Regions from separate parts of the Homo sapiens genome. Here region 1 is linked to region 2. A link is a loop called in an ENCODE intact Hi-C map of the cell type or tissue named here. Cell type or tissue: heart right ventricle. All regions are shown on one strand. Links, peaks and the distances in the headings refer to the core of each region. The heading gives the core; the rest is flanking DNA. Region 1 holds the start of LOC105372708 (a long non-coding RNA gene). Region 2 overlaps TAF4 (TATA-box binding protein associated factor 4).

What was found. A loop is a pair of places that touch in the nucleus more often than their neighbours do. Peaks named below come from ENCODE experiments on the same cell type or tissue, not always from the same donor. Only the 100,000 strongest peaks of a DNase experiment are listed, where the experiment ranks them.
Region 1: a loop joins it to region 2, with 2.9 times the contacts of the local background. A loop is called at or near these places in 28 of 110 quality-filtered maps.

What each region holds. Positions count from the first base shown.
Region 1 is chr20:62,371,901-62,381,895 of GRCh38, forward strand. LOC105372708 (a long non-coding RNA gene) reads right to left here and starts at 6,927. Exons shown (of 2, transcript XR_936966.4): 1 at 6,380-6,927; 2 at 1,915-5,586. RefSeq lists enhancers at 2,495-3,098, 3,099-3,700, 6,109-6,710, 9,384-9,995. In heart right ventricle, for the core only: a CTCF peak has its summit at 4,787 (motif pointing left); no DNase peak of the experiment used is centred there; H3K27ac peaks cover 3,993 bases.
Region 2 is chr20:62,005,668-62,015,662 of GRCh38, forward strand. It overlaps TAF4 (TATA-box binding protein associated factor 4), which reads right to left. Exons shown (of 15, transcript NM_003185.4): 2 at 8,880-9,040; 3 at 7,148-7,267; 4 at 4,379-4,498; 5 at 3,385-3,507; 6 at 1,880-1,969; 7 at 843-1,091. Among named protein-coding and RNA genes, the nearest start is that of MIR3195, 54 kb to the right of the region's middle. RefSeq lists an enhancer at 8,300-8,801. In heart right ventricle, for the core only: a CTCF peak has its summit at 5,339; a DNase peak (open chromatin) is centred at 5,384.

The sequences.
Region 1 (9,995 bases), core at 746-8,745, 370 kb after region 2:
AGGGAAGGGGCCGGTCCAGTAACAAGGTTGCTCCCAGGACCCCAACCCATCCCCTCCCTCAAGTGGGGGCCCCTGTCAGGGCACCTCCCAGCACCTTGCTGGGGTGTGAGGCAGAGTCCAGGACTCCTGCCCCCAGATCTCTGGGGAGCCCCAGAAAAGGCATCGCCCGGGGTAAACATGCAGTGGCACACGGCTGCAGCGTCCACCCCGAGGCCGGGCACCTACGCTTCCACGTGTCACCTTAATCTTATTTAATTGCGGTCCCCCTACCCCGTACCCCCATTCTTACCACTTGCTTGCCTCAGGCCTAGACTGGGGAGCCCTAGTGAGCTCCAGGGGCCAGGAACCCCAGGGGAAACAGGCGGAATGGGGGCGCCCCAGCATGCTGGGCAGGGTGACTCGGGACCCTGAGCCTCTACCCCTGGGGCCTGGCCTGCCTGTGCCCTCCTCCCCCACAGGACCACGGCTCCAGCAGGCCCTCCCCTGCCTCTGTCCTTGCCTGGCTGAGCTCTGGTTCTCATAGAGGGTGGGGCGGGTGGGGGGTGAGGGTTCTGAGCTTCTCCAGGAGGTGCCCACAGACGGCCTTATATGGCCAGAAGGCCTCGAAGCCCAGGAGGAATCTGACTTCCCAGGAGGGCCCAGTGGGCAGAGCCAGAGCCTGGGCAGGAACCTGGGACTGCGCCCTGGGCGAGGCCAGGGCCCCCACGAGCCCACCCTCAAATGTCTCCCATGAACCCAGCCTCCTGGGCTGAGAACCCCTCAGAGGGAGGCAGCTTGGCCCGGCCCCTCACCGACCTTGGGACATCTGGCTGGGGGTCCCACATGGATGGGAACACCTGCAGCTCTGCAAAGGCCCCTCCTCAGGACAAAGGCCTCCCCTCATCCGGGTTGGCTTTCCCGCACTGCAAGGGCAACTCCCCAGGCCCCACAGTCAGCCGCTTCCAGCCTCATGGACGCCCACGGGGCTTCATCCCCTCTGCCTGCGCCCTGGTGTGTGCCTTGGCTAGCCAGGGTCCCTGGGGCAGAGGGAAGCGTCCCCCTCCCACCCCTCCCTCTCCTGACTCTCTCCCTCTGACTCTCTGCCTCTCTGTCTCCATCTGTCTGTCTCTGTTTCTGTCTCTATCTCTGTATCTCTTTCTCTGTCTGTTTCTGTCTTCAACTCTCTGTCTCTATTTCTCTGTCTCTATCTCTTTGTCTATCTCTCTGTTTCTCCGTTTCTGCTTGTCTCCATCTCTCTCTCTATTTCTGTCTCTGTCTCTATCTCTTTGTCTATCTCTGTTTCTCCGTTTCTGCTTGTCTCCATCTCTATTTCTGTCTCTGTCTCTATCTCTTTGTCTATCTCTGTTTCTCCGTTTCTGCTTGTCTCCATCTGTCTCGATCTCTGTCTCTTTGTCTCTGTTTCTCTCTGTCTCTGTATCTCTCTGTCTTTGTGTCTCTCTATCTCTCTTTGTCTCTCTTGCTCTCTTTGTGTTCCCCCCGCTGCTGCCCTAGCCCTGCCAAGCTCAGCCAAGGGTCTTAGGGATCACAGGTGTGAGCCTCGGTCACGTTCACTAGGGATCGCGGGTGTGGGCCTCGGTCACGTTCACTAGGGATCGCGGGTGTGCGCCTCGGTCACGTTCACTAGGGATCGCGGGTGTGCGCCTCGGTCACGTTCACTAGGGATCGCGGGTGTGGGCCTCGGTCACGTTCACTAGGGATCGCGGGTGTGCGCCTCGGTCACGTTCACTAGGGATCGCGGGTGTGGGCCTCGGTCACGTTCACTAGGGATCGCGGGTGTGCGCCTCGGTCACGTTCACTAGGGATCGCGGGTGTGGGCCTCGGTCACGTTCACTAGGGATCGCGGGTGTGCGCCTCGGTCACGTTCACTAGGGATCGCGGGTGTGCGCCTCGGTCACGTTCACTAGGGATCGCGGGTGTGCGCCTCGGTCACTTTATTTGACTGGATCGAACGTGGGGCTTGGCTTAGTCTGGGGGCTGGTGCCATCACTGGGACACAACGGGCCACGGTTCCTGCCCAGGAGCTGGTCCAGATTCTGCAGTGAACCAGGATCCCAGGAGTGACGGCTCCCAGGCCGCGCACTTCCACACTGAAAGTGCCATCCACAACAGGGATGGGCCCTCTGTCCTTGCGCCCTCTGCCCGGGAGGCATGTTGCTGCCCCCGGCTCACAGAGGACAGTGCAGCGTGTCCTTGGGCGTCCAGGATGAGATCTCCTGACCCACATCAGCCCCCCAGACAAAGCACATAAGGCAGAGGCAGCTCCGTGTGCTCACTGCTGCGTCCGAGCCCAGCGCTGGGCTGCTGGACGATGGTGGCTGAATGACCGATCGCCCCTCTCCCGTCACCTTCCCACTGCCCCGGGACCCACATCCTCCCACACCAGGCGTGGCAGGCAAGGGCCCAGTGCCCAGACTCCAGCCTCTTTTTATGCCCGCCTGAGGCCCACACCGTGATCCTCACTCTATAGCCACCAACAGAATCAGGAAATAAGACAATAACAACTACAGGCAGGATCCTGCGGGGACCAGTGTGGTGTCCAGTGTGGGAGCTGCTAGGACACCAGCTGGTGGTTCCTCAAAGGACTGAACACAGTTGCACACGGCCCAGCAGCTCCACACCTGGTAGCTGCAGAGAGAAGCGTAAACACGTCTCTGCACAGACACTCGTGGGTAAACACGCACGGCAGCGCCAGGCACCAGAGCCATCAGGCAGAAACAGCCCGAACGGCCATCCAGGGTCGACTGGGGAGAGAAACGTGGTCCATCCACACAGTAGACATCAGTGGACAGGAGCGGCACTCTGTACAGGCAGGCTCTTGGAGGGGCTGCCCAGGGACCAGGGACCGGAGGCCTGGGATGTGCCATGGCCACTGGCCCCTCGCCAGTGTGGAGGGGGAGAGGGAGGAGCACGTGGATGCTGAGTGAGCCTGCAGAGCCAGTTCAGGCGGGCAGGTGCCTGGGAGTCTTCAGGTGGAGGTCAGTAGAAGCAGGGTACTTCTTGGTGCTTATGGGCCACCCACACAGCCTGCCAACACCAGCTGGACCTGTGCTCATGCACAGAGAGGTGGGGGCCTGTGTTTAGGGCCATCACATACCCAGGACACCCAGCCCTACACACTGACTCAGCCTGGGGCGGGAGAGACAGCCCCGCAGCTGCCTCTGTCTTCAGCCCGGTCTGCCAGGAGCCTGAGTTACTAGGCAGGTCCAGGGCCTGACCCCCGTCCCCTAGGGTCTTCATTGATTCAAACCGCCAAGCAACACCTCAGCCACCTCCACCTATTGCCAGCCCAGTTTCACGAAAGGAAGGCTGAAAGGTGGGAGGATGGCAGTGCCACTGAATCCCCTGGGCTGGCTGCCCCAGCTCCGGCAGGAAGATGCCCCAGCTGGGCCCCCATGTGCCTGTCCCCTGCCAGGAGGGGGAGGGGGAGGGGGTGGGCCAGGTGAGGAGGTAACCCCAGGATCCCACTGGGCCCCCGATGTGTGGAGGGGCAAAGTGTGGGTGGGCCCACTCCAGGCCTCTGTTTGCCACAAGTTCCAACATTAAGAAAATATTTGCAGCTCTTCTGGGGAGCTATTTCCTGGGGGAATGTAAACACACGGAGACTTGGAAGGCTCCCGCTGACCACAGATGGTGCTGGGGTCCACTGGGGGCCCACGTTTCCTCTCGCAAGGGATCTGGACCACCCCCGGCAGCCAGGTCAGGGGTCTGTGCGTGGCCTCCCATGGGGCTCTCTCTCAGAACCCGGGAGTGGCAGTGGGGATGGCGTGCAAGAGAGCAGCTGCCACGGAGCCTCCTGGCGGCCAGGGTAGGGCCTGTCGGCCCAGTTGCCCACTGCCTGCTCCTGGCTCCACAAAGGGCTTGCTGGGCAGCTTCAGGTCAGAGGCGCAGCCCCCACCTCCAGCCCCCTGAACATGTGGGGGTTGTGTTTTCTTGACCTGGGCCCCCCCGTGCCTCCCTCCCACCTCTGTGCAGGAGAGCCAGGCAGCCCGTGCAGCCGACATCAGGCCGGGCGCGGAGCTGGCTCCCATCTCCTGCGAGGGACCTGCTCTTGTTTTTTTTTGTTTTTTGAGATGGAGTTTTGCTCGTCGCCCAGGCTGGAGTGCAGTGGCGCGATCTCGGCTCACTGTAACCTCTGCATCTCGGGTTCAAGCGATTCTCCTGCCTCAGCTTCCTGAGTAGCTGGGATTACAGGTGCTCGCCACCACGCCCAGCTAATTTTTGTATTTTTAGTAGAGACAAGGTTTCACTATGTTGGCCAGGCTGGTCTCGAATTCCTGACCTCAAGTGATCCACAGGCCTCATCCTCTCAAAGTGCTGGGATTACAGGTGTGAGCCACCGCCTGGCCCCCTTGTTATCTGTATTTTACAGATGGGGAGGCTTGGTTGCAGGTGAAGTGTGGCCATGTCCTGCCAGCCCCCCGGAGCTGGTGAATCCCTGCCTTATCTGCAAGTGGCTTCTCCCCACACAGAAAGGCGAAAGGCGACCTCCGCCTGAGTGTTCCAGCAAAGGCCGACTGGCTCAGCTCCAATATGCTGAGCTCGGCAGAGCCTGGACAGGGCTCCCCAGGCCCCGCAGGAGGCTGGCGCAGGCCGCAGGCTGGCCTCCCTATCTCCACCAGGAATGCACTGAGCCCCTGCACCCCTGCCCACCCAGGTGGAGGAATGTGGCAGGGGCTGCTGGGAACTCGGAGCCTGGAGGAGGGCTTTTGAGGCCTCTGCCTCCTGGAATTCCCCAGGCCTGGCACCAGGCGGCTGCTCCCTCAGGATCCGCCTGCCTCGGCCTGCCCCCAGGCGGCCGTGCTCTCAGATTCTCCTCTTCCCAGGCTGTGGGGACCTGCAGAGGAACCGGGCCATCTCAATTCCGCTCACTCTGTGAAAGTCCCCTGCTCAGAGAGGCCTTCCCTGGCCACCCTGCCCCTGGAGCCCCTTCATCCGGGCCATGGCCCTTCAGAGCCCCTCAACAGGCGCTGGTCAGACAGTCTGGCTGGACACTGACCTGAGGTGGGGCCGCTTGGCCCCCACTCCCAAGAGGCCAGAAGCACTTGCCCTCCAGTCGTGACAACCAAAAATATCTTCTGAGTAGCCCCATGTCCCGGGGCTGAATCTCCCCGGTGAGACTCACAGCCCTACACCCTCCTGGGATGCCAGTTGTCCCGTCCTAGGCTGCGAGCTCCCTGGGCACAGGGCTGTCTGTTCCACGCACCAAGGAGCGCCTGTACCCAGCACGGGGCTTGGAAATGGCGGGTGGACATGACGGGTGTTCTGTGCTCTACGGTTCCCGGCTTCTGATTTGCAATTGTTCGGTAGAAACCGTACTTCCAGTGCCCACACAACCAATCTGTTTTTCTCCTTCTTATAGCATTGGACAAATTACGTGAGGCATTTGATGCATTATTATAAAGGAGGCTTCGTGGGGGATGACTTCGCCCAGCTGTAGGCTAATGGAAGTGTGCTGAGTGTGTATAAGGCAAGAAGGCTCAGCTGTGATGTTCCGTGGGTTAAGTGTATTAGAGCATTTCAGCTGTCGGTATTTCTAACCTACCACGGGTTTATCAGGACGTGGCCTCACGGAGGGTCGAGGAGCACCTGTGTTTGTGGAGTGAATGAATGAAATGAATCAATACTGGTTCTCATGTAGCCTTGTCATGCAGGCCTGGAGCTCAGATGGTTCCTGGCTCCTGGTGCAGGCTCCTGGGGACAGCAGTCAGGCAGGGGCTGCCCTGTGTCCTGGCCGGATGGTTGGGGAGCTGGTGGGCCTGGCCCATTCCTTGCCCAGTCTTGGCTCAGTGCCTCCCTGGCTGGGAGCCTGGGAGAGTCTTAGGGCTTCAAGTGCTGAGCAGGGACAATGGTGCCTCCCTGCTGGGTGGCCGTGAGGCCCCCTGAGGGGAGTGGGCAAAAGCACCCCGAGGCAGGGGCCCCAGGAAGCGCTGAGAGGTGGTGGCGCTGTGGGAGGGAGGTGGGGGCCGCGGCTCTGCCTGACTCCCAGGCCGGGTGCCAGGTTCTTGGCAGGAACCCTCCTGGGCCCTGCCAGTTGCTGGGCGCCTCCCACCAGCATGGCCGGTTGAGAGGTCTGCATGGCACGCAGTGGCCGGCCCGGGGGTGCAACCCCATCCCCTCTCTGGGGTCCCTTTGCAGGGCAGCCTTAGGATCCATTCACTGTGGCCCCAGGGCCCAGGGCGACCTGTGACCCTGCGGAGCCACCTGCAGGAGTCCCAGCAGATGAGGGCCTCTGGCTGCCCCTCAGGGGCTTGTTGGGTCCCACAAGAACTTCCAGGGCCTCGGAGCTCCAGCCGGGCCACAGAGCTGGGAACCTTGAGTGGCTGGGAACCCTGAGGAGCTGGGAGAGCCAGGCTGAGCAAGACAAGCCTGGGCGACTCACCTGGGGCAGGAATGTGGATTCCATCACTCCGCAGAGGCTTTCAAGCAAAACACAGCCTCGTCTCTGGGCCTGTTTCTGCCGTGCGGGCACGTCCAGCCCGACGCTCTCAGAAGCAGCTGGGATGGGCTCGGGGAGGTGGGGGTGGAGCAGGAGTCCCAGCCGCCTTCCTCTGGGGCCCATCCCAGGCTCCCGGCTGGGCGCCAGCAGGGCTCCAGAAATGAGGGGGCCTCACACCGTTGCCTCTGGACGTGCCGTGCCCGAAATCCCGCCATTCCCACTGGGCATGCCGGGCCCTCGAATCCTCCATGACTCCAGGGAAGCGACTCCGTCCCGCTTGGCCTCAGTCACTGCTCTGTCAATGGGATGATAACTGCCCTTCCCGCAGGCTGCCATGGGGTCTCTGCGTGGCCCCAGCAGGTGCCAGGCTGCTGGTCAGGACCCCTCGTGGGCCTCCCAGGAGGTGGCTCCTCTCAGGTCACAGTTCACAGGTGGAAGGATGGAGCCTGCTGATGATGGCTCTCCAGGCCCTGCTGTCCTGCCCTGGCACTGGGGAACTTGTTCCATGGAGCCCTGCATCCGGCCGGCCACTCCCTTCCCATGCCTGCTTGCTGGCTTAGACATTCTGCACATTTCCCAGAGGGCAGGAGGAGCTAGGCCCCGAGAGCCAGTCCCAGGCCCCTTCCTGGACACATAGGCAGACAGAGGTGGCTAATTTTCTTTTTCTTTTCTTTTCTTTTTTTTTTTTTGAGACGAGTCTCACTCTGTCGCCCAGGCTGGAGTGCAGTGGTGCGATCTCCACTCACTGCAAGCTCCGCCTCCTGGGTTCCCACCATTCTCCTGCCTCAGCCTCCCGAGTAGCTGGGACTACAGGCGCTCACCACCACGCCCGGCTAATTTTTTGTATTTTTAGTAGAGACGGGGTTTCACAATGTTAGCCAGGATGCTCTTGATCTCCTGACCTCGTGATCCGCCCCCGTCAGCCTCCCAAAGTGCTGGGACTACAGGCGTGAGCCACCGCGCCCGGCTAATTTTTTGTATTTTTAGTAGAGACGGGGTTTCACCGTGTTAGCCAGGATGGTCTCGATCTCCTGACCTCATGATCTGCCCCCGTTGGCCTCCCAAAGTGCTGGGATGACAGGCGTGAGCTACCGCGCCCAGCCAGAGGTGGCCCATTTTCAGTAGGAAAACAGCAGCAAAAGTAAAAGTTAGTTTTTCTCTGTGTCTGCAGGTGCACCCCGTGTGGACGCGACACTGCCTTTGCATAGTGCACCCCTCACGGTGTCCCTGGCAGTCCCTTTCCCTGTGGATCCTCCCCTCCACCCACGGTGAAGGAGGAACGGTCCTGCCTCCAAATGGGAAAACTGAGGCTCAGGGAGGAGAAGGGCCGGGTGTGTGTGGAGGTGGCACCAGAAACAGGCCTGATTCCCAGGTCTCTGCCTTAATTACGGTGCTGCCCTGGCTCCGGAATGCTGGGGCCTGGGGTCAGAAGTTGGCCTGGAGGCCGGGTGCGGTGGCTCACGCCTGTAATCCCAGCACTTTGGGAGGCCGAGGTGGGCGGACCACCTGAGGTCGGGAGTTCGAGACCAGCCTGACCAACATGGAGAAACCCCATCTCTACTAAAAAAAAAAAAAATACAAAATTAGCCAGGCGTGGTGGCACATGCCTGTAATCCCAGCTACTAGGGAGGCTGAGGCAGAAGAATCGCTTGAACCCGGGAGGCGGAGGTTGCGGTGAGCCAAGATCGCGCCATTGCTCTCCAGCCTGGGCAACAAGAGCAAAACTCCAGCTAAAAAAAAAAAAAAAAAAAAATTGGCTAGGCATGGTGGCGGGTGCCTGTAGTCCCAGCTACTCGAGAGGCTGAGACAGGAGAATGATGTGAACCAGGGAGGTGGAGCTTGCAGTGAGCCGAGATCACGCCACTGCACTCCAGCCTGGGGGACAGAGCGAGACTTCGTCTTAAAAAAAAAAAAGCCGGGTGTGGTGGCTTATGCGTGGTGGCTCATGCCTGTGATCCTGGCACTTTGGGAGGCCGAGGCGGGCGGATCACGAGGTCAGGAGATCGAGACCATCCTGGCTAACATGGTGAAACTCTGTCACTACTAAAAATACAAAAAATTAGCTGGGCGTGGTGGCGGGCACCTGTAGTCCCAGGTACTTGGGAGGCTGAGGCAGGAGAATGACGTGAACCAGGGAGGCGGAGCTTGCAGTGAGCTGAGATCGTGCCACTGCACTCCAGCCTGGGGGACAGAGCGAGACTCTGTCTCAAAAAAAAAAGAAGTTGGCCTGGAGCCGAGACTGGGGATCCGTCTATGCTGGGGTCAGAGGTCAGCTTGGGCCCAGGTCAGGATACAGGCCCACAGGTCCCGGGTGGGGACAGACCCCAGTCTCTGCCCCAGGTGGGCCTGGTCCTGGAGGCAGAGTGGGCCTTGCTTCTGGTCTCCCCTTCAGCTTCCTTTCTTTGAACCAGTTTGGCTGAGCTGGCCTGGCGCCTGGCCAGCGTGGGAGCCCTTGGTGTGTCCACTGGGATGGAAGTGCCTCTTTTCCTGTCATTTGGCTCAGATTTCAGCCAGCCCCCAGGAGGTGTGGGGAGAGGACTTCTCCGGGTCTCCCTGCTGGGTCAGCCTGTACTCCAGGGAGACTCACGGTGGGACCCAGTACCCAGTGCCCAGGCCCGGCCAGCCCAGCCCCTCTGCCTGTCTTCACCATGTCCTGGAAAGGGGCATGAGGAGCCTCTGGGGAGGGGGGTGGGGAAGGTACCCTGGACCCCCAGGCTCTGACCCAGTGCCTGCCGTGACCACAGGGGTGGGACCTTCAGGATCTGGGCACTTTCTCATAGGTAGGTTCTCCCTCAATGTAAAAATTCTAAAGTCTCATCAAGTAAAATAAATTCAAAAAACAAAATAGTAAAGTGAGTTAAAGTAAAACTGAATGGCACGAAATGGAAAGATGCGCTGGCCCAACACTCCCAGGGTCCCTGTGACAAATGCCGTGACAGTCTCCAGGGCTCCCGGGCAGCTGGGCCTCCCCCTCACGTTGGTGACCTCACTTAAGCCTCTGCAAACCTGGGGCGGGGCTGTTACTGCCTCTGTCTCTCCAAGACGAGAGGATGTCGAGTCATGGCTTAGGAGGCAGTGCCCCAGGAATCCCCTGACAGCTCATGGCCAGGTCCGTGTTCTCCCCACACCCCATAAGTCCCACTCTGAGGCTGGCTATCGTAGCCTTCACCCAAGAGCGGGTTCTATCTGGGGCAGGAGTGGGGGCTGGTGGCTGTAGCTCAGTGTCGGGCTCGCTGCAGGAGAAGGCCCATCCCACGGCCCTGACCTGCCACTCACCCGGACACCCACCTCCCTGGCCTGGAAGGAGGATTTCCTTGTTCTGGGCTTGTTCCCTTCTACACACAATGCATTTGGGGCTGGCCTGGGCCCTGCTTGGCCCAGAAACAGCTGCTCTGGGAAGGAGGAGGGAGGCTCTTCTCCCAGCCCGCACCACAGCATGTCTGAGAACATGTTTACCTGCCTGTGAGGTGAGCCTGAAGGAGGGGCTGGAGAGCAGAGCCAGGGCTGTTGTGCACAGATACCTGCCCAGGCATCCTGAATAGGGGCCCGTGTGAGATTG
Region 2 (9,995 bases), core at 609-8,608:
CCTCCATGCCATTTCACCCTGTTCTCCTCGCTATTATCAAGACAAAAACAAATGCAACTTGAACAGAGCACAAGAGCCAGCCCCCTAATGGCTACTCCTCACCCAGCTGGTTCTGATGTGTACACCATCACAACACATACCAGCTCATGATGAGGGAGCCCGCACCATTTTGTTGTTTAAGCTGTCTTTAGAGGAAGAAAACACCTCTGAAATTTTTTTAAAACTGCCCCTCTACGTTTGGTGAATCCCTCTGCCCATGAAAGGGAATGTGCTCAAAATGTAATTCTTCTGGCAAAGACATCCTTTCTCTAGCTGCAGAGCAAACGTCATGACTATAAAACCAAGAAAGCCAGATCCAAACTGCACATAAGTGAACCGCTATGAGCAGCCGCGGCTTCGCCTCCCGGGACTCACCTAAATCCACCCTGTGCTGTGAGCTGCTACCCTGCCTCCAGTCTCCTGCCCACCTGTCCCACGCAGGTGCCCGTGTCTTACGCTTGGACCGCTGCTCCTAATCCAAGAGAACATCTATCTACAAGATCCTCTAAAAGCACGCTGCATTCATTTACACCAGTAACATCCCCAGACAAGGCAGGGCGGGGACGTGCCGGTGGTTCAAAGCCAACTCAACTATTTCATTTTACTGAGACAAAATACAACATCCCAGGGCCTCAACCTCTGGTTTCTATTTTAACTATTTAAGGTAATACCCAAGCTTCCTCTAGCAGGAGGCTTCCTGCATGCTTGGAAAAGGTTTCTGAGCCGTGGCCAATTTATCTAAGAAGCGGGCGGGAGCAGAGGCACGGTGGGCTGTGCAGACCAGTCAGGCGCCCCTTCCATACCAGCGGTGTGGGTTGCCCCTGCTTGCCGACGCCGACCTGCGTGGGCTGCGTGAGGCTGAGCACAGGGGGCTGGAGGGCACTGGTCACGGTGGCCGCCGTCTTCCCGGCCGTGCGCTGGACCGAGCTACTCAGCACCACGGCCGTGAGCGCAGTGGTGGCCTGCGAGGTGGGCGGTGGCGGCTGCTGCTGGCTCTGCTGGATGAAGGCCGCGGAGTCGGGGGTCAGCTGTCTCAAGGCGGGTAAGCTCCTCTGGGTGGAAAGACAGACACGAGGGGTCAGGCGGCTGCTCATGCGTCGGTTTTCCTTGCTTAAAAATTCAGAAATATCAACTTTTACAGAAAGCTTTTGAGCTAAGTAAGATGGATCTTGGCCCTCACGGCAGCATGTCTGGATGTCAAGGGCCAGGACCCCATCCTGCCCTCCCACTAAGTGGGATTATTCCTGATAGCAAATGTCCAAAATGTGTTCAAGAAAACAAACAAAAAGAGACATATTTTTAAAAAACTTTTTAAAATATGTTAACATCACTGGAAGAGAAGATTCTGAATGTTCCCAACACATGGAAATAAGTACTCAAGGTGACAGACCCCAAATATCCTGATTCTATCTATGACTGTAACAAAACATCACATACACCTCATAAATGTGTACAAATATACGTATTGATTTTTAAAATGTGCTGATACCAATGATTACCCAACAGAGACAGCCTGACGCTGTTGAAACCCTTGGTCCTATCCAGTTTTGCAAACGCTACCCCATTCCCCGTCCCCTTCACTTTCAGGAAGCACACGCCCTTCTCACCACCTTGCGCACGACAGAACCACAAGGCCACCGTGTCAGGGGAGCTCCTGCTTTACAGAAAAAAAACTAACATTCTGTCCCCAGGCACTGAGTCCCCGGCCCCACCCCCGTAGGCAGCACAAGCGCTGTGCACCCTCCGTGCCTGGAGCATCCTCGCCCTGCACACTTGGTGCATCTGCGCCCCACCCCTCCCTGGCCCTACTGCTCGCAGGCACCGGGGCCTTTGAAATTACCTTCAGGAAAGGCACAAGGTAAGGTTGAGGTGAAGAATTAAGTTCTCGGTATAACCTGCTTGTGAAATCTTCTGCTTCTATTTTTCCATCCTTAAAAATAAAATCCATGTTGAAATTCTGGTGAATGAGATTCCACACACACTTCTGAATCCCGCATCACTCTGGTCTCGTATTTTACGGCTGATTCCGCCCCGAGTTTCACTGGACAGAGGAGATGGGAAAGTCTGCGTGCTACACCTTTCACAGGTACATGTGTGACAGGCGCTCACCCTGGACACTGCAGTGCAGCCAGCTGCGGACCACGTCTCCTCCTGGGAGGGTCACCTGTCTACTTCTCGTCTTTTTCTAAGTCTCTTACTCAATGCCAGTCTTTACTCAGTGCTTACCAGGCACCTACTCGGTGTCAGGCATTTTGCTAGGAGGCAGATCAGCCTAAAAGTAACTCCATTATCAAAGCCAGCACTGCAAGTGCGGTGCTGCAGGAGGTCACAGCGTGCCAGGGGCCACACAGACAGGATCCACACAGTCAGGGCATCCGCGCCTTCAGGAGCAGATGACAGCTGTGCTCACCCCTGCAAGCGGCCAGGGTGCCCAGAGTCTACAGTCAGACAAAAGGGAGCCCAGAGCAAGAGGGCCAGATCCTGTTTCAGAAACAGAGGCCAGTGTGGAATAAAGGTCGGGAAGACAGGCGACAAGGCGGGAAGGCGGTGCCTGGACTGAACCCTAAGAGACTCCGGAAGACATGGTCAGGCGGACAAGGAGAAGGCACGGTAAGACCAGCCACTCCAGATCCCCAGGCCATCCCACTGACGCCAGCACAGCCCTGAGCCACGAGACAGCCATGAGGCTGAGGAAGGTGGACAGCCGAGAGCTCGGCCATGAGTGGAGATCTGGAGCTTGGGACTGTGGGTTAAGGAGAGGGGAGGCTGCCAGGAATCCTCCCTCCCACCTTCCGGCCAGGGGACAGAGTGCTGTTCTCTGCGACAGAGGTTTCGGGAGGGGTGGGGGTGGGGGGGACGGCTCTGCCACTGGAGCGCGAATGTGCCTCAGCTGGTCTGCTCCATGGGGAGGGGGCTTCTGGTGGCTCAGGGTGCAGAATGCCTGTTCCAGCCGGGACTGCGGACACCTGGGAATTTTATAAGAGGTCACACAGGAGTGGGGAGAGGGCCAGAAGGGAGTTGCTGGAGACCCTGACCAGAGTGCAGCATGGTTGGGGCAGCCAGAGGAGAAGAGAGCCACAGACAAGGGACGCAGGCACCAGAAAACGGCAAAGCCCGGGAGACCTCCAGGCGCCGGCCCCAGAACACCCAGCCCCAGGAAGGAGTCTCCTTAGCTAGGCCACACACGCCTTCGACACGTGTGCACCCCTCCCCTTCGCCTGCAGCCTTCCAGAGGAGCTCTCCCTGCTGGCACAGGCCTCCCGGGCACAGGTCACAGCAGCAACAGGTGTCTGTCCTATGCAACAGGCTTTAGGGGAAAGGGAATGTAAAGTCAAGGTTTCTCACCAGTAAATTCTGCACGAGCTCTTTCACATTAGCTGCTGTCTCTGTAGACTGCTTGCCAGATGAAGCCAGTTTTATTAACGTAGATAGGAAATTTTTACATTTCTTCACGTTTTCCATAGTTTCCTGGATTAAAGTAAAAAGATATAAGTGAAAAATCTTAAAAGGCAGATTTTTGTCACAGCCTTTGGTTACTAAAATATGCATATGTACAAAAGATACATATATTTCTTCTCTAAACTTCTTTCAAGAAAACGCACCACCTCTTGGAACCCTGGGCCATGGGGCAGGCCAGCCACATCAGTCACATGGCCACCGAAGTCAGCATCTCCCTCAGCCCCGCAAGGCCACATCTAGGAATGCAGCTATGCAAATAATTAAAAAAGTGAAAAGAGACTCTGCGAAGATGCCTGCTACAATGTTGCTGACCATAAGGACAACCTATGCCAATCCAAACGGACACAGAAGGAACCAAATAGGATGCGGTCACTAAAGCAACGAAAAGTACGCAGCAAAGAAACACCAAAAAGGCGTCAAGTGGGGCCCACTGTTTAAAGATGTCTATCGATACAGGCCGACACTGTGTGTACAAACGGGTGGCGCTGCTGTTTTACACACTGAACACAACAGTTCACCAGTGACTCTTCTGTTTTAATAAAGATGTGTATCGATACAGGCCGACACTACGAGTGTGTACAAACGGGTGGCGCTGCTGTTTTACATACAACGCGACAGTGCACCAGTGACTTTTTCAAAGGCAGGTGTTTGGGCTTTTGCTGTTTGCAGACTTCTGCGGTCTAAGGCCCTCGGAGCCCACCTCACACAGCACAGCAGCAGAGCCCCACGTGCTCACGTGGGCCCCAGACTGTTCACTGCTTTGTGAAGCAAGCAGTGAGCGGTCTGGGACAGAAGCCGGCCTGAGGTCTCAAGGCTGCATTTTCTGACCTGCGCCACGGGCCTGACCGTCTTTGAAGGCACGGAAAGGAGTGGCTCTTACCGTGGCAGCTGAGGAAGTGGTGGTCGCCCCTGGTACCGTGCGCTGAGGAGTCCCCGTCTGAACAGCCGTCGCCGTCCCAAGTGAAGCCGTCTGGGCAGCGCCACCCAGAACGAGCTGAGGCTACAAGAATCCAAAAACACAAGGTAAGGGCATCTCACGCCACCAGCTGACGAGGGGGAGACCAGCCTCACGCCCAGCAAAAGAAAACAAGCCTCCCTGCGGTGGCCAGGACGCCCAGGAAGCCAAGGACCCCGGCCACCTGCCAGCCCGCTGGACACGGGAGTGCTGCTGGGAGGCCTGCCCTGTGCCCTGACGATCGCAGTCCTGAGCGGGTGAGGAAGGCATGATTTGCACCTGCATCAAAAACGGACGTTCACAAAGCCAGGCACTGCAGAGACCCCAGTCCTCAGAAGTCCATGGAAAAAGTCACATAGAGACCAGAGTAAATAATCCTAACAGGCAACCCAGATCCCCATCTCTCAGAAATCAAAACAACAAACAGAAGAACGGCTCCTGAAAGCTCCATCCTCCCAGGTGCAGAGGCTGGCTACAGGGCGGTCAGGGCTCCACAGCCGCAGCCTCCCATAGGGGAGGGTCCCCAGCTCCCTGCAATCACCCAAACCCACCTTTCTTTACTCCCCAAAAGTGAGTGTCAACAAGAAGCCTCCCACAGAGGGGAGTTTTCAGAGCAGATTCGAGCAATGGAGGATGGGTCATCAGTGTCAAACTGTCAGAAAGGAGGGGCTGCTTTGCTAAGCAAATGAACAGCCAGACGCCAAAAGGTAGCTCAGACAACTCAGTGGCCTGTACTCGATTCCTAACATTTCCATTCTACATGAATAATCAGAATGCAAATGTTTACTGATATTTTAAACTAGTACTTTTCCAATGTATAAATCTAGCAGTCAACATTTTCTGTCTCCAATTTTTTAAACACTCCTTTGCAACTTCTGAAAGCAGGGGGCAGTGTAAGCCTGAGAATGGCTCCGGAGCAGCGAGCTCTCTCCCGGTGGGTGCAGCCCCGCCAGCACGTGGGAAGCAACTCTGAACCAGCCCCGCTTCCAGAGGGGTGCGGATGGGCTGTGAGGAGGCAGCAGGGTGGAGGGACTGTTTCTAAGTCTGTGTATCTTTTCACTTGTAACAATAAGCATGGATTTTTTTTTTAACTGAAAAACATCAAATAAAAACCTCCAGTGAAGAAAACATAAAAGGACACACCAAGCTGCTGCTTCTGGACCCTGGGAGTACCCAGGACCCACCTCATCTTTTGGGAGTCTTCTTTCCCATCAAAACTGACTCCTCACACTTACTTCCACTCCTAAGAACACATATTTCACTCAGATGATATCCAGATTGTGTCTGCCACTAAGTATAATGCAAAAACTTAACCATAAGCTCCAACTACCTTCTCAAAAAAGTCACTGTAACCAAAAATCCAGACGCACCAATCAGAGCACAGGACTGAGCAAGCTCCTTCAGGGAAAACACCAAGGGCGGGGCCTGCACCAAAGGCCAGCACACATCTCCCTGGTACTGAACCGCCCTTCCACCCACTTTCACCCACTGCAGCTGCAGCCAGCCAGGACATGACCCAGTGAGGGTAGAAGAGCCGGGGTTGCGGGGGGAGCTGCCCCTGGAGTCCACACCCCCTGGGGCTCAGCCTCCATTTCACCACTGAGCAATGGGAAAAGGGCCTGTGGCACTGAGGCAAGGACTCTGGATCTCTCTGCAGAGCGTCCAGGCCCACTGCCTGGCTCATGGCAGGTGCTTCACCAGCAGCGACCAACACCATAGAGACCTACGCATCCACGGATGCTCACAGACACCAGGTGACCAAGAAAAACCCCTGAACCATTTTTCTCCCAGCTGCTTCCTGCTGACTGCCCAGAGAAAGCTGCTTCCCTCACCAGGTGCGTCTGACCGGCCAGCCCCTTCCCCTCCACACACCTCCGCCACCCCTTCCAGAACAGCCTGGCCTGCACACAAACCCTTCTGGGATCTGCAGGCCAAAGGCTGAGCTGTCAGGAGCATCAGCACCACTAGGAGAGGGGCCAGCACCTGCTCTGGGACACGCTCCTCTCTGCAGATGAAAACGCTGTTCTAGAAACCAGCGGCCACCAGGGTGGATACAGAACCCTTCTAGAACGATGCTCTCACTACAGACGAGGGATGTGAGCGGCAGGTGGCAGCGTGGCGTGGCAGGCACCGTGCAGGTGGCATGGCCGGGAGTGAGTCCCAGAGCCTCCCTTGCCTCAGTGTAAGCGCCGCACCACGAGATGAAGGGAGCGATGTCATCTGCTTCCCAGGGTGCGGTGAAAGTTACGGTCCATGTGCCTGCAACAGTGAGAGCGACGCCTCGGCCACGTTCACCTTAGCGACAGCCGCCGTCCTCAAGTTACACACAAGGCCACATGTGCACACACACACTGTCCTCACCGCAGGCTGCTTCTGCTTCAGACATGCCTTATGATCAAGTACTAGTAAGGACATAGTTTTAATGCTTCCAACATGGTGGAAAGCTTGAACAGTGCTGCTGGTGTTAAATTCTGTGTGACTAAAAAAAAGAAAAAAGAAAAAAAGAAATCCTGACTTATCCCATGTTGGTGGTCAAAGAAAAAGCACTTTCTTCACAGAGAACCTTCCTCCCCAGATTTGACGTAGTATCCAGTTTAAAAAAAAAAAAAAACTCCTAAGGCCTGATCTCTGCATCAAAGAAATCACACTTCGTGGCCCCTGCAGCCTCAAGAGATCCGCCGCCTGCCCTCTCACCTGGACGCCGGGCGAGCGCTGCAGGGTTGCACTGGGCTGCACCGTTGTCTGGGCCTGAGACACTTGCTTAATTATGGTAGTTGGGGTCACCTGCCGTGCAATGATAGGTGTTCCAGGTGCCTGAAAAATAAGCAGAGTCACCTAAAACGAGCGCAAGTAAAAGGAATTCCCACCCCCAGGTACACAGAAATTATTCCTTCCATATGTAACTAGTATATCCAAGTGGGTCCCAGGCTTATCCGTGATCTGCAATGAAGCCACTGTAATTCTAAAGTTTTCTTACCAAAGAACAAGTGTATGACAAACATTTTCCTATACTACAATAAACATATCATTAGGCTTCTTAACAGAGTCTACAAAAGGTCATCTCTGAAGAACGCAGGTATCTAGAAATCAATCCTCGTGCTGCTGGCTTGTGACCTCGTTAACAATCACTAAAAAGGATGCAAAGGCAGACGGCCAGTCAGTGTCGCAAAGGGGTAGGGAGGTGGCCGCCCCTAGGCTAGATGGCCAGTCAGTGCCAGAGAGGGGAAGGAAGGTGGCTGCCCAGGACAGAGGGACGCCACAAGTCCTGAGCCCATGAAGTTTGTCGGAGAGAGACTGACATGGAAAGAGCAGATGGCAGACTGCAATGGGATGCCCACAGTGCAAGTGAAGCCACGAGTGTCTTCCACAGTGTCCCACTCAGCAGACAGATGCTGCAGACTTGAGGACACCGTTCTGTGCTACTTCAGATCTGGGTGGTCTCTGGCAGCCTCCGGCACGTCCGTCCACGTCCCTGTCTATGGGACAGAGGCACAACTCCAGAGGGTACGCAGCTCACGTAGCAGGAGAAGGATGCTGATCAAGTCATTCCAGTCTTCACAAACCTGCCAGGTCATTCAGAGCAGCAGCATCACAGTGCCAGGGAAACACGGCAGGAGACGGGGCAGGAACACGCAGCGTGCGGGCACGTGCAGGTGACAGTCATGGGGCCAGACACAGACACACGCCGGGAGAGGCAAGTCCTGGGCACTCTGCCCTCCAAGTCAGAATCCGTGCTCCCTACCACAGCTCAGGGGTCGGGAGCTTCGGCCCTGAAGGCTGACGCGGGTGTGTGTGTGTGTGTGTGTGTGTGTGTGTGTGTGTGTGTGTGTGAATCCGTGCTCCCTACCACAGCTCAGGAGTCGGGAGCTTCGGCCCTGAAGGCTGACGCGGGGGTGTGGGTGTGTGTGTGTGTGTGTGTGTGTGTATGTGTGTGTGTGTGTGTGTCCCTCTGGCACCCCCTAACAGCAGCAGCCAACCCCACTCGCACACAGCGGCTCCAGGACTCTTGGTGCCTTAAAAGTCTCCATGCGGCGCTGGTGGCGGTCCTGCCAGTGGAGTCCTAGCACCATCTCTACTTTGCAGATGAGGGGACAGGCACAGGAAGGTGAAGCCACAGGGAGAGAAGGGAAGGGGCCAGAGCGGCCAACCCTGGACTGCTCACTTTGACCCCACTCGGCCCGCCCTGCAGTGGGCTGCGGGAGCTGGTGTCTCTGAGACAGGCACAGCCCTGCCACCGAGAGGAGGACAGGAGAGCAGCGCCGTCCCGGGCCCATCCTAGATGGGACGGATGGGACTGGGACGCCGCCCACACTTCCCAGTCCTCACTCCCATGGCTGTGCCTGGCCCTTGCAGGTTTCCCCAGCATGCGTGGGGAGAGGGGCTGGGCAGGGAAGGGGTTCGCACTCCAGGGCACACGTGCACTCACCTGTACGGTGGAGATCTGGACGGGAGGGGCACTTGTGGGGGTGGCAGGGCGAGGCGCCATGGTGGTCTGAGGCTGGGCATGGGCCTGCGCCTGCATCTGGGCCAAGGCCTGCTGAGGAATCATTAACAACTGCCCATTCTCACTTCGGACGAGGACCATTCCTGCAGACAAAGGAGACCTGGCGTCAGGAACGCAACCACCCCAGAGCCATGAGGAGGCCCTGGCCTGACCCAGGGGAAGCTGACAGCTGTGAGAAGGAAACAAAGGAAATCAAGTCTTAAACACACGAATCCCCCAAACTCAAAACACACTTGTGAGTCAAGATGGTATACAAGACAAAAAAACTGTAAAGGTTGTTAAAAGGCCATGGAAAAAAAATGGCACCTGAGCCTTCCTTTTATGAATGAGCTGGACAGCAAGGCAGTGTAGCAATGGCTTCCACCGGCCACACCACGTGCCCCCATGCCCCCAACCAGCCCATACACCCCACAGACATGCCAGTCTCCTTGCCCCCACCTCCTGCCTGTGCCAGGGCCACGTCCGCTGGGCTGGGCCTAGAGGGCACAACCATGTCTACGGCCCATACTCCAGGGTCTCCCAGCCTGCTGTCCTGTGACACCCAGACCCAACAGAGGGAGGGTGGGCCACGAGGCTCCTCACCAGAACCCTCCTCTCGGGAGGCAGGGCAGTGCTGCCCCCACACTGCCCTGACAACCACAACACAGGCGCAGATGCGACGCAACCCTTAGGACAGGAGAACCATTTGCCCGTCATGGTTCTTGAGCTAAACCACAGGAAAGCAAATCCTGCCATTCAGGTTTGGCATTAATGTTAGCTTCAAAAAACAGCAACCAGTTATATCATAAATTCCATTAGAAACAGCAACACAATTGTCCAACTTTTAAATTTAACTTCCCATGACAGAGGTGGGGATGCAGCCGTGGGAGCAGGGCTATAAACACTGCACTCTTTCCCGAGTGAAGCCTCGGCAGACAGCCCAGCACCAAGGAGCTGAGAAACTAAACACACGTGCAATGAGGCACCGCCACCGGCCGTCCCCACCACCCATCACACACTGGCCAAGCCACGGGGCACAGGGGGCGGCCACTGCGTTTC